Regions from separate parts of the Homo sapiens genome. Here region 2 is linked to region 1. A link is an interaction called in ENCODE POLR2A ChIA-PET data of the cell type or tissue named here. Cell type or tissue: A673. All regions are shown on one strand. Each heading gives the region's core, and the rest is flanking DNA. Links, peaks and the distances in the headings are about the cores only. Region 1 overlaps PPP4R3B (protein phosphatase 4 regulatory subunit 3B). Region 2 has its middle 30 kb from the start of CFAP36.

The links. Peaks named below come from ENCODE experiments on the same cell type or tissue, not always from the same donor. Only the 100,000 strongest peaks of a DNase experiment are listed, where the experiment ranks them.
Region 2: POLR2A ChIA-PET joins it to region 1 with 7 read pairs; 2 of 35 experiments call an interaction of 5 or more read pairs at or near these places.

The regions. Positions count from the first base shown.
Region 1 is chr2:55,608,092-55,613,476 of GRCh38, reverse strand. The region is part of intron 2 of PPP4R3B (protein phosphatase 4 regulatory subunit 3B); the gene reads left to right. Among named protein-coding and RNA genes, the nearest start is that of PPP4R3B, 6.8 kb to the left of the region's middle. In A673, for the core only: no CTCF peak of the experiment used is centred there; no DNase peak of the experiment used is centred there.
Region 2 is chr2:55,487,510-55,492,894 of GRCh38, reverse strand. No RefSeq gene overlaps it. Among named protein-coding and RNA genes, the nearest start is that of CFAP36, 30 kb to the left of the region's middle. In A673, for the core only: no CTCF peak of the experiment used is centred there; a DNase peak (open chromatin) is centred at 2,114; H3K27ac peaks cover 1,177 bases.

The DNA of each region.
Region 1 (5,385 bases), core at 196-5,195:
TGGAAAAAATGCATTATTTAAAAAAATTACACCATTTGGAAATGTTTTCTGTAATCACATTTAAATAATATACTATTTGGGGTTTTGTAATAGTTTATTTTTTCGTTGGGCTTTTTTTTTTTGGCAACATAACATTCAGGTGTATAAGAGAACTCTGGTAATGAGAAGAATATGGAAACACTGAAGAAGAGTGAAAAACTTGTGTGAATGATGTTACCTGTTTATTTTTGTTTAAATTGAGTACACTTTTCTAATTGAAATCATAGGGCCATTTAGGGGTTATGTTAAACTTAGTTTCTTTGTAATAGACATGGTTTTTCATATTTTCACCCAAATCTTCAATTTGCACTTTTGAAAATAATTTTTTTGAGAGGGTCTTCTTCTGTCCCTTAGGCTGGAGTACAGTGGTTTGATCACAGCTCACTGCAGCCTCAACCTCCTGGGCTCAAGCGATCCTCCAATTTCAGCCTTCTGAGTAGATGGGATTATGGATGTGAGCCACCATGCTTGACTAATTTTTTTTTTTTTTTTGAGATGGAGTCTCGCTCTGTCGTCCATGCTGCAGTGTGGTGGTGCGATTTCTGCTCACTGCAAGCTTCGCCTCCCGGGTTCACACCATTCTCCTGCCTCAGCCTCCCAAGTAGTTGGGACTACAGGCGCCCGCCACCACGCCCAGTTAATTTTTTTGTATTTTTTAGTAGAGATGGGGTTTCACCGTGTTAGCCAGAATGGTCTCGATCTCCTGACCTCGTGATCCGCCCGCCTCGGCCCCCCAAAGTGCTGGGATTACAGGTGTGAGCCACCAAGCCCGGCCAACCTTACTAATTTTTTAAAAAATTTGTAAAGATGGGGTCTCGTTATGTTGTCCAGGCTAAATTTGCACCTTTAAAAAATTTATTACAAAACTTTGTTGTTGTTGTGTTTGTAGAGACGGTCTCACTGTGTGGCCCAGGCTGATTTGAATTCCTGGCCTCAAGTGATCCTTTTGCTTCAGCACCTCCATGGTGCTGGGATTACAGGTGTGAGCAGTGGCTGTATTCAGCTTAATTTGTAGTTATTTGAAGTTACACAAATTGAGATTTCCAAATACAGTAACATTTTTCTATGTTTGTTAGAATTATCCTTTGTAAAAGGCATCATTTAGGTTATTCAATAAATTAGTCTAGAAAGTTATTAATTTCCAAATATCACATGAAGTCTGTTGTTCAGTAGTGGAGTTAAAATTTAAAAAATTGTTTTCAGAGATGGGATCTTGCTATGATGCCCAGGCTGAGCTTGAACTCCTAGGCTCAAGTGATCCTCCCATCTCAGCTTCTCCAGTAGCTGGGACTGCAGTAATGGGTTAAATTTTTTGTTTCCATTAGCGGGTTTTTTATTAAAAACTTAATGAGTAAGTGAATGAGATGTTTATAGGCCATTTTGCTGTATTAAAATATGTTGACTATGGCAGGCATGGTGGCTCACACCTGCAATCTCAGCACTTTGGAAGGCCAAGGCAGGAGGATCCCTTGAGCTGAGGATTTCGGGAACAGCCTGCACAACATAGCAAGATCCCTGTCTCTACCAAAAAAAATTCAAAAATTATCCAGGTGTGGTGGTGCGCAGCTATAGTGCCAGCTACTTCTGGAGGTGAGACGGGAGGATCATTTGAGCTTCGGAGGTCGAGACTGTAGTAAGCCATGATTGTACCACTGCACTCCAGGTGGAGAGACAAAGCGATTTTTCTGTCTCAAAAAAAAAAATTGAGTAAATTCAGAGGGGAATGTTTAACATTCTTCTTTTAACATTATAGTTTTAAAATGAGCCAACTACTAAATTGTGTGCTCAAGATACATCTTTTCTTTCATAAATGAAGTACCAAATTGTGAGCCTAAAAGGAGTTAGAATGAGTCAAGCTGAATGTCATATGACTGGATATTGAAAAGTCATTATTGATTCACATCACTTTCTTCCTTACTGTGCATAGTACTGAAGTCGTTAATGGAAGAAGATGTACTTACCCAATAAACTTAAGCATTTAAACATGTTGGAAAGAGAAGAGAATCATTATATGATACAACATGAAATAACATACCTGATAGGTGTGACAGAAATTTTAAGTTACTTCAAATCAGTCCCACTGATACTGACTAAATCAAAAGCAGAGTCAAAGCCAGGTGTGGTGGCGTGTGCTTGTGGTCCCAGCTCCTTGGGAGGCTGAGGCTGGAGGATCACTTAAGGCCAGGAGTTTGAGGCTGTAGGGTGCTATGATTGTGCCTGTGCGTAGCCATTGCACCCCAGCCTGGGCAACATATCTTAATAAAAAACAAGAGTCATACTAGGCACAGTGGCTCACACTTGTAATCTCAACACTTTGGGAGGCTGAGGCAGGAGGATCACTTTAGTCCAGGAGTTCAAGACCAGCCTGGGCAACATACTGAGACTCTCACTGCAAAAAATATAAATTAGCTGGGCATGGTGACACACACCTGTAGTCCCAGCTGCTTGGGAATCTGAGGTGGGAGAATTGCTTGAGCCCAGGAGGTCAGTGCTTCAGTGAGCTGTTACTGTGCTACCGCACTCCAGCCTGGGCGATAGAGGAAGACTCTCTCAAAAAAAAAAAAAAAACCAGAGTCATAAGAATGTGTACCTATTTAACACAATTGTGTGTTAATTGGGTTTAAGAAAATCCTCATTGCAGTTTTATTTGGAGGCAGGATGTAACAGATGAAACAGATAAAGAATGATAATAAGATAGCTTATAACAGTGTTTTACCACAGTCTTCACTGAAAGCCCGTGAAAGCATTTCACACATGAGGCAACAAAGGTACAGAAAGGGTAAGATTCTTGACTGAGATTATACAGCAGGTATGTGCCAACACAAAATATAAAAAGTAAACTTGCATTTTCCACAGACTTAGAGCAGTAGAAAATTAAGGAAGAGGTTAATATAAGCTGGAATCATTAAGAAAAACTTCATTCTTGGTGGTGGTAGTGGAAGGAACTGTGATAGGAAAGGAAATACACTTGCTACAAAAGGTATTAAGCCTATTTGTAGCAGTGGTTTCTCCCCCTCCTACCACCAATCCCAAATATGATAATACACAGGTTCAGAAGGGGACATTACAGGTTCTTGAGTAGGGGCCTAAAGTGATACTGTGTTTAAAGAAATGAGTGTGGCAATGTCATGAATAATAAATTGGGGAGGAGGGATAGGGTGGAGCAGAAGATCTTTGAGTAGCAAGACCTTTTGCAATAATTCAGATACAAAAAATGAAAGTCTATTCCACCACGGTAAATGGACTTGAAGGAACAGAGCTCCAGTATATTTTCCAGAAAGTGCTGGAAAATTTAGTAAATGATTAAATATTAAAGAGAAGGAATCAAAGGTCACTGATAGTGTTTTTGAGTCTGGCCAGGAAGGTGATGGTTCTTTCCAGAAAGTGGGAAGTTAAGCAGGTTTACATTAATCTTTTGGTTTGAGGCTTATTAAAAAAAATTTTTTTTAGTGTGTAATATATTAGCCCAGTTAAAAATTCAAAAGGTATTTATTGAAGTCTCTTTCCCACGCCAGATTCTGTCCGTACAGTTTCCCTTGCTAGAGGCCACTGACATCACCAGTTTCTTATATATCTTGCTGGAGGTATGCATATGTAAGCAAATATGCATACAATTGTATGTATTTTTTCCCTTTTATTGGTATAACTGGTAGCATACTGTATACTGTTTTGTGCTTTGCTTTTTTTTTCTTTTCCATCCGGGCTTTGAAGTTACATACAGTAAAATAAATGGAAAGAGTTTTTTTGTTTTTTTTGTTTTTTTTTTTTTTGAGACACAGTCTTGCTTTGTTGCCGAGGCTGGAGTGCAGTGGCGTGATCATGGCTTACTGCAGCTTTAACTTCCTGCGCTCAGGCTCCCACCTCAGCCTCCTGAGTAGCTGGGACTGTAGGTGTGCACACCATGCCTGGCTAATTTTTTGTAGATATGGGATTATGCCATGTTGCTCAGGCTGGTCTTGAACTCCTGAGCTCAAGCAGCCCACCTATCTTGGCCTTCCAAAGTGCTGGGAATACAGACATGAGTCGTCACACCCAGCCCATGAAAAGGTCTTAAAATGAACATCTGGGAATAGAGATAGGGTGAGACTTTCCGGCAGGAGATTCTAATTTAAGAATCATAAAAGGCCTAGCATGCCAGTAGTAGTCCCAGCTTTTCGGGGCTGAGGCAGGAGGATCACTTGAGACCAGGAGTTTGAGGCTATAGTTCGTGATGATCACACCTGTGAATAGCCAACTGCACTCCAGCCTTTTAAAAAAAAAAATCAGATGAATTATGAATTTTTAGCTACAAGGTAACCTCCTTTGAGGTAATAGCTATAAATTGAGAAAAGAACAGAGCTCAAGACTGAGTCTTGTTGATCTGACCACATATATTCATTCATCCAGAAATACCTCATCGAGTGCTGCTTCTGGCTGGTCACTATCTTTTCGTTTGGAATTTTTTTGGAGGCAGGGCGGTGGTTTTGAGATGAGACTGTCTCCCAGCCAAAAGCACGGTGGCATGATTAAGTCTCACGCAGCCTTGACCTCCTAGGTGCGATCCTCCCACCTCAGCCTTCTGAGTAGCTGGGACTGCAGGCGCATACCACCATACCTGGCTAATTTTTTTAATGTTTAGTAGAGATGAGGTCTCACTATGATGCCCAGGCTGGTTTCAAACTCCTGCGCTTAACAATTCTCCCTCTTTGGGCTCCAAAAGTGCTGGGATTACAGGCATGAGCCTCCATATCCAGCCAAGTTGGGATTTTTAAAGTAAGCTTTTGAAGAGTTTATGCAAAGTGATGACATGATCCAAAATACTTAATAGTATCAATCTGTGGAATTGAAGAGAAGCAATAAGTGGGAAACTCATTGGGAGATTGCTGCATAGTCCAAGCAAAAGATAATGTTGGATTGGATTGAGGTGATAGAGATGGACAGAGATGGATGGATTTTGTGATCTTTATTGAAGGTAGAATTGACAGGGCATGTGATGGATCAGTTATTGGTAATCAGGAAGAAGAAAGATCAGTAACCGTTGACTGTTTCCCAGGGTCAGTCCTCAGCATTGGAAAAGAACTCTAAATATAAACCCCATTTAGTTTCTGGTATTTTGACAAGATCAGAGAAAAGAATTTAAAGTTAAGAATGAGGGGCTGGGTGCAGTGGCTCCCACCTGTAATCCCAGCACTTTGGGAGCCCAAGGCTGGCAGATCACCTGAGGTCGGGGGTTCAAGACCAGCCTGGCCAACATGGTGAAACCCTGTCTCTACTAAAAATACAAAAATTAATCCGGTGTGGTGGCACACGCCTGTAATCCCAGCTACTCAGGAGGCTGAGGCAGGAGAATCACTTGAACCCAGAGGT
Region 2 (5,385 bases), core at 150-5,149, 120 kb after region 1:
CTCAGCCTCCCAGGCTCAAGAAATCCTCCCACCTCGGCCTCCTGAGTAGCTGGGATCACAGCTATGTACCACCACGGCCAGCTCATTTTTTTCTATTTTTAATACAGACAGGGTTTTGACATGTTGCCTACCCAGTCTGGTCTCGAACTCCTGTGCTCAAGCGATCAGCCCGCCACGGCCTCCCAAAGTGCTAGGACTACACAGGCATGAGCCACCACACCCGACCTACTTGCAGGATTTAATTGTTTTATATTATTGTAGTGGATATTATTGTTTTCTGTGGGGTACACCTCTTGGCTGCAATGAACTGCCTCTCCTAAAGTTATACCCTTACCAGGGGTGGCCTATGTCAAATGACTGGCTGAGGGTAGGAATACATAGCCTGGACCCCTTGCCTCACTTTGAGACAATCCTGAAGGGCCATCCCCACTCCATAATTCTCCACAGGATAACTGAGGCCATAGCTGAAACCTCACTGGGGTCACTTTCCTTTTTTTTTTTTTTGAGATGGAGTTTCGCTTTTGTCACCCAGGCTGGAGTGCAATGGCTCAATCTCGGCTCACTGTAACCTCTGCCTCCTGGGTTCAAGTGATTCTCCTGCCTCAGCCTCCCAAGTAGCTGGGATTACATGCATGAGCCACCATGCCCAGCTAATTTTGTATTTTTAGTAGAGATGTGGTTTCACCATGTTGGCCAGGATGGTCTCTAACTCCTGACCTCAGGTGATCCTACCACCTCAGCCTCCCAAAGTGCTAGGATTACAGGTGTAAGCCACCGCACCTGCCCTTGTGGTCACTTTCTTCAGTGTCCAGTCCCACCTTCCTTACTTCCTCACAGTGGTATTGCTGCAGTAAACTTCTGCTTTCAACTCCCCACCCAGAATTTGTATCTAGGGATCCCAGCCTAAAACAGTATTCTACCAGGGGGCACTGTCGTCCAATGCAATCATGTTATTTACAAAATAATTCTAGAATTTATTATCTATTGAAAAAACCAGGTCATTTGTCCTGTAGAATTTTCCCCTTCCTAGATTTGGCTGATTGCGTCCCTGTGTGCATTCTTTATCTGATACTTTCTATAAACCAGTAGAAGTTCTAGAGGCTTGATTAGATTCCCCTCCACCCATTTAAGCCTGGCTTTCCAAAAGTCTTTTTTACTTCTCTTTTTCAACCTTATGAAATTTAAGAGGAGGAAAATTCAAAGCTCACCAGGATCAGGGGAGATCACTTATGATCACATATGCTTCCCACTGCCTTTCTCCTTCCCACAACTTGGTATCTGCAATCAGAAGGCCTCCCGGATACATACATACTGCTAGAAACAAATGACTGGAGAATGTGTTCCTCTGTTTACAGCCTTAAACACTGAATACCTTCTTCCCAAAGCAGAGTATGATTTATCTTGTTCTCATCTAGGAAGGGAACCAAAGACAGCACCACCATCTCTGAATTATTTGCATGTAGATTTCTATGTTGTTACTAATTTTAAAAGCCATCCTGGCTTTCTTCTGTCAAATGGTTTGATTGTGGATCACATTCTTTCACCGACAGCTGGTGTATTCTAAATCAATTAATCAACATGCATTTATCAAGCACCTGCTGTGTGATCAGTGTCATTCTTGGAGAATTCGTGCTGATTAAATTCTCTGTAAAACAATTAGAAAGCTGTATCTTGTTTTTGCTCTGCCCCCATCCCCAACCCCAATTCACACAAATGCGTTTCAAGACCAAATAAATGCTCTTTTTGTATCAGTTTACTCTTGAATTATCTACACTGTGTTCCATTTTGTTGACAGTCGATAACACTGTGGACAATTAAGATTTTCTAAAGTAGTCAAAGCAGTTTTGCATACACATCTGCCTAATTACGTTATTTTATGTATCTCCTTTTAAGAAAACGTTGTTGCTAAGATTTATTTATTTATTTAAATTAGTATCATTGCAAGTAACAGAAACCAGCTTGAGGTGGCTCAAGGGAGAAAATAATTTATTGGAAATATATTAGGCTCTCTCACAGAATCCAAAGAACTGAACAACCAACCATGAAGAGCGGAAGCTAAGGAAGCTCTGGGGACCCTGGCAACAGCTGCTCATGAACCTTCCCTTGGAATTCTGCCACAAGCATGACTCAGCGCCAAACTTCTCTGGTCTCTCTGTATCTCAGTTCAAAATTCAAAATCCTGGGGAGAGGAATCTGATTGGATCAGGCTGCTGCTGCTCCAATCAGGTATGCCTTGGAGGCAGCATCAGGTGCTTTATATCCCATACTACTCCACACAGAAGCCCCCAGCCACATATGGCTATGGAGCACTTGAAATGTCACTGAGGAACTGAATTTTTTATTTTATTTAATTTTTATTGATTTAAATTTTAAAACTGAAGCAATGTTAATTTTTTTCCATTACACACAATTTTATTATTTTTGTAGAACTACATTTCATTTTAATTACTATTAGTGTTACTATTACTAGATAATTTTAAAGTACATATGTGGCACGTATTTTATTTCTATTAAACAGTGTTGCTTTTACCAAAGATTTATTTCTGAGGACCAGGGGCAGTTGTGAGACACTGGGTGAAAGTTCTGAGCAGAAGACACCTTCAAAGGGGTCAAACACACAGAGCACAATGACAAATATAGAGATTTCTGGGACAACATAATGTAATCAGTGTATAATTGGATACATCTCTTCATCATTATTTGCTGCATTCCAATATTTATTATATCATTAAGGACTATGAAAAGCTGTTATGTCAGACTTCAGTGTGTGATGCTACAGATATTCATCCAATAGTATTTATTAACAAAGCTCTTGTCCTTGGGGAGCTGAAAATGGAGTAGGAAGAGAGAGACAATAAACAGATAAACAAAGATATAATGCCCAGGTATTAAGAGATGCTCTGAAAAAAGAAGAAAACAATAGGTAAGGAGAAAGAGAATGACAGAGATGCTGTTTATCTGGATGATTAGGGAAGACCTGATCAGGTGCATTAAATAGAGCTTGGAATAAAGAGAAAGGAGAAGTCATGTGACTCAGAAAAAGCCAGATGGAATTAGTGTATTTCAGGATCCTGAAGGAGACCTTGTGGCTAACGCCCAGAGAGAAAAGGGGGAAAAGGTAGAAAATAAAGTCAGAGCAGGTAGCCTGGAGCCAGATCATTCAGAGCCCTCGAGACAAGGTGAACAGGGGAAGCCCTTGCAGTATTGAGAGCAAAGAATGATGCAATCCGTTACATTTTTGGCTATGACTCCATGAATCATACAGGTAAGACCTGAAATTATTTATTTATTTATTATTTTACCTAACAGCAATAACTTAAACGTTTTCATTTTTAATTTAATTTTCCCCATTTTATGTAAAAAATTATCAAAACTCTTACATTATTTTCTCACATTATCTTATGAAAAATCTAAATGAATTCTGAAAAAAGTTAATACAAATTTATGAAAAATCCAGAGCTATTTTCCTTCTGAATTAATTTGAATCCTGATAATTTTCTGTGCCCCTTACCTGAATGAAACATTCATACAACTGAATTGTAGGACACAATGATTTACCTCAGGGAATCAATTTTATGTATGATAGAAGTCTTTGTAATGGTTAAGAATTCTCTCAAAATGTCTTGAATGCAAAGCTTGAAAAACAATAATTCACTCAACTCCCTAACAGACATAGAGACGGTCATGGAACTTAAAGACAATCATAAGGGAAGCATGAATGCAGAGACATAAATTCCTAAAGCTTGCTAATGATGTGCATAAATAATCTATATACAAGATGTATACACAGAGTAACTGCCAATTACACATAATAGCTCTCATTTTTAAAACACTTTCTATTTGTCATTTACCTGTGACTGTCTGTATTGGTTTACTGGGGTTGCCATAACAAAACACCACAGACTAGATGCCTTAAACAACAGAAATTTATTTTCTCACAGTTCTGGAGCCTAGAAGTCGAAGATCAAGGTGTCAGCAGGGTTTGTTTCTTCTCAGTCTTCTTGGCTTGCAGTTGGCCACCTTCTCACTGTGACCTCACATGGTCTTTCCTCTGTATTCGTATCTACTGGCTACTCTCTTTGTGTCCATATTTCCTCTTCTTTATAAGGACATCAGTTGTATCCTAACTGATGTACCCTAACCATCTCATTTTAACTGAATCACCTCTTTCAAGACTCTTCCATCTCCAAATACAGTCATATTCTGAGGTACTGGGGGTTATGATTTCAAATATAGGTGGGGCAGGGGAACATAATTCAGCCGATAACACTGTCACTTACTTTTTGTTTGTTTGTTAAGAGACAGGGTCTTGCTATGTTGCCCAGGCTGGACTCAAACCCCTGGGCTCAAGTAATCCCCTGCCTCAGTCTCTGGGATAGCTGGGACTACAGGTGCACACCACCATGGCCAGCTTTACTTTTTATGAAGATAAAAAGTTGCATAAAATAGTGTCCCTATAGAGGTGACAATGTGATAAGTGCTATCATAGAAATTAATTACTTAAAAATTAATTGGTTGAGTATGTTAGGAACATACAGGACAGACAGCAGATACTACCCTCATAGTGGAGCTGGGAATAATCAAAGAGCTTCCCAGGGGAAGTGATATTCGAAAAGCCTTCAGAGGACAATGAGACCTTGCTTACTTTGTGCCAGCACCCATGGTAGCTGTGCCTAAAATATAGTCGCCAGTTACCATTTCAAGATATTATACATGAGCAAGTGATTAGAATGTAATAAGATGCTATGTAAATATTTTATTTTCTCTTTTTATTAATTAGGTAAATTACTATATTTCTTATTCCTCCAGAAAATAAATTGCCAAATGAAGAGTTAAATATATAATATCTTCATTTGTCTTCTTTATATTCTAATGCTTGGCAAAATACTTTGTTGCTCCTTGTTGCATTCTTCCTCTGTCTTTGCCTTCTTTGGATTTTACAAAATAGGTAAGTCATTTTTTTTTCTGGGAGAGAGTGAGCACATGCTTTCTACAAGAATTTTGCATGTCATCCTATAATTGATGATAGCTCCTGAAGATACCTCCTAACTGTGGCAGGAACTAGATTGGAATATATACTCAGCTAAGCTCTGTATTTCTCTTGGATTGAATTAAGTCCTTGAATTGACTTCAAGTAGAATTCTTTATAGCTCTTTTGTTTTAATGCCTAAAATACTGGTCTCTTAAAATGAAAGTTATATGTAGATTCTTTAAAAGAGCCTTGAATATAAGATAGCTTCTACCAGTCTGAAAATGTCTTTATTTAAAATTGCAAAGAATAATAACTTTTACTTTCCCCCAAATTGCTCCAAATATTACTCCTAGAGAGAGATTTGGGGTTTTGTTGGCAAGTGTCCTTTTCCCCCTGGAGAAGATGGTTGAAAA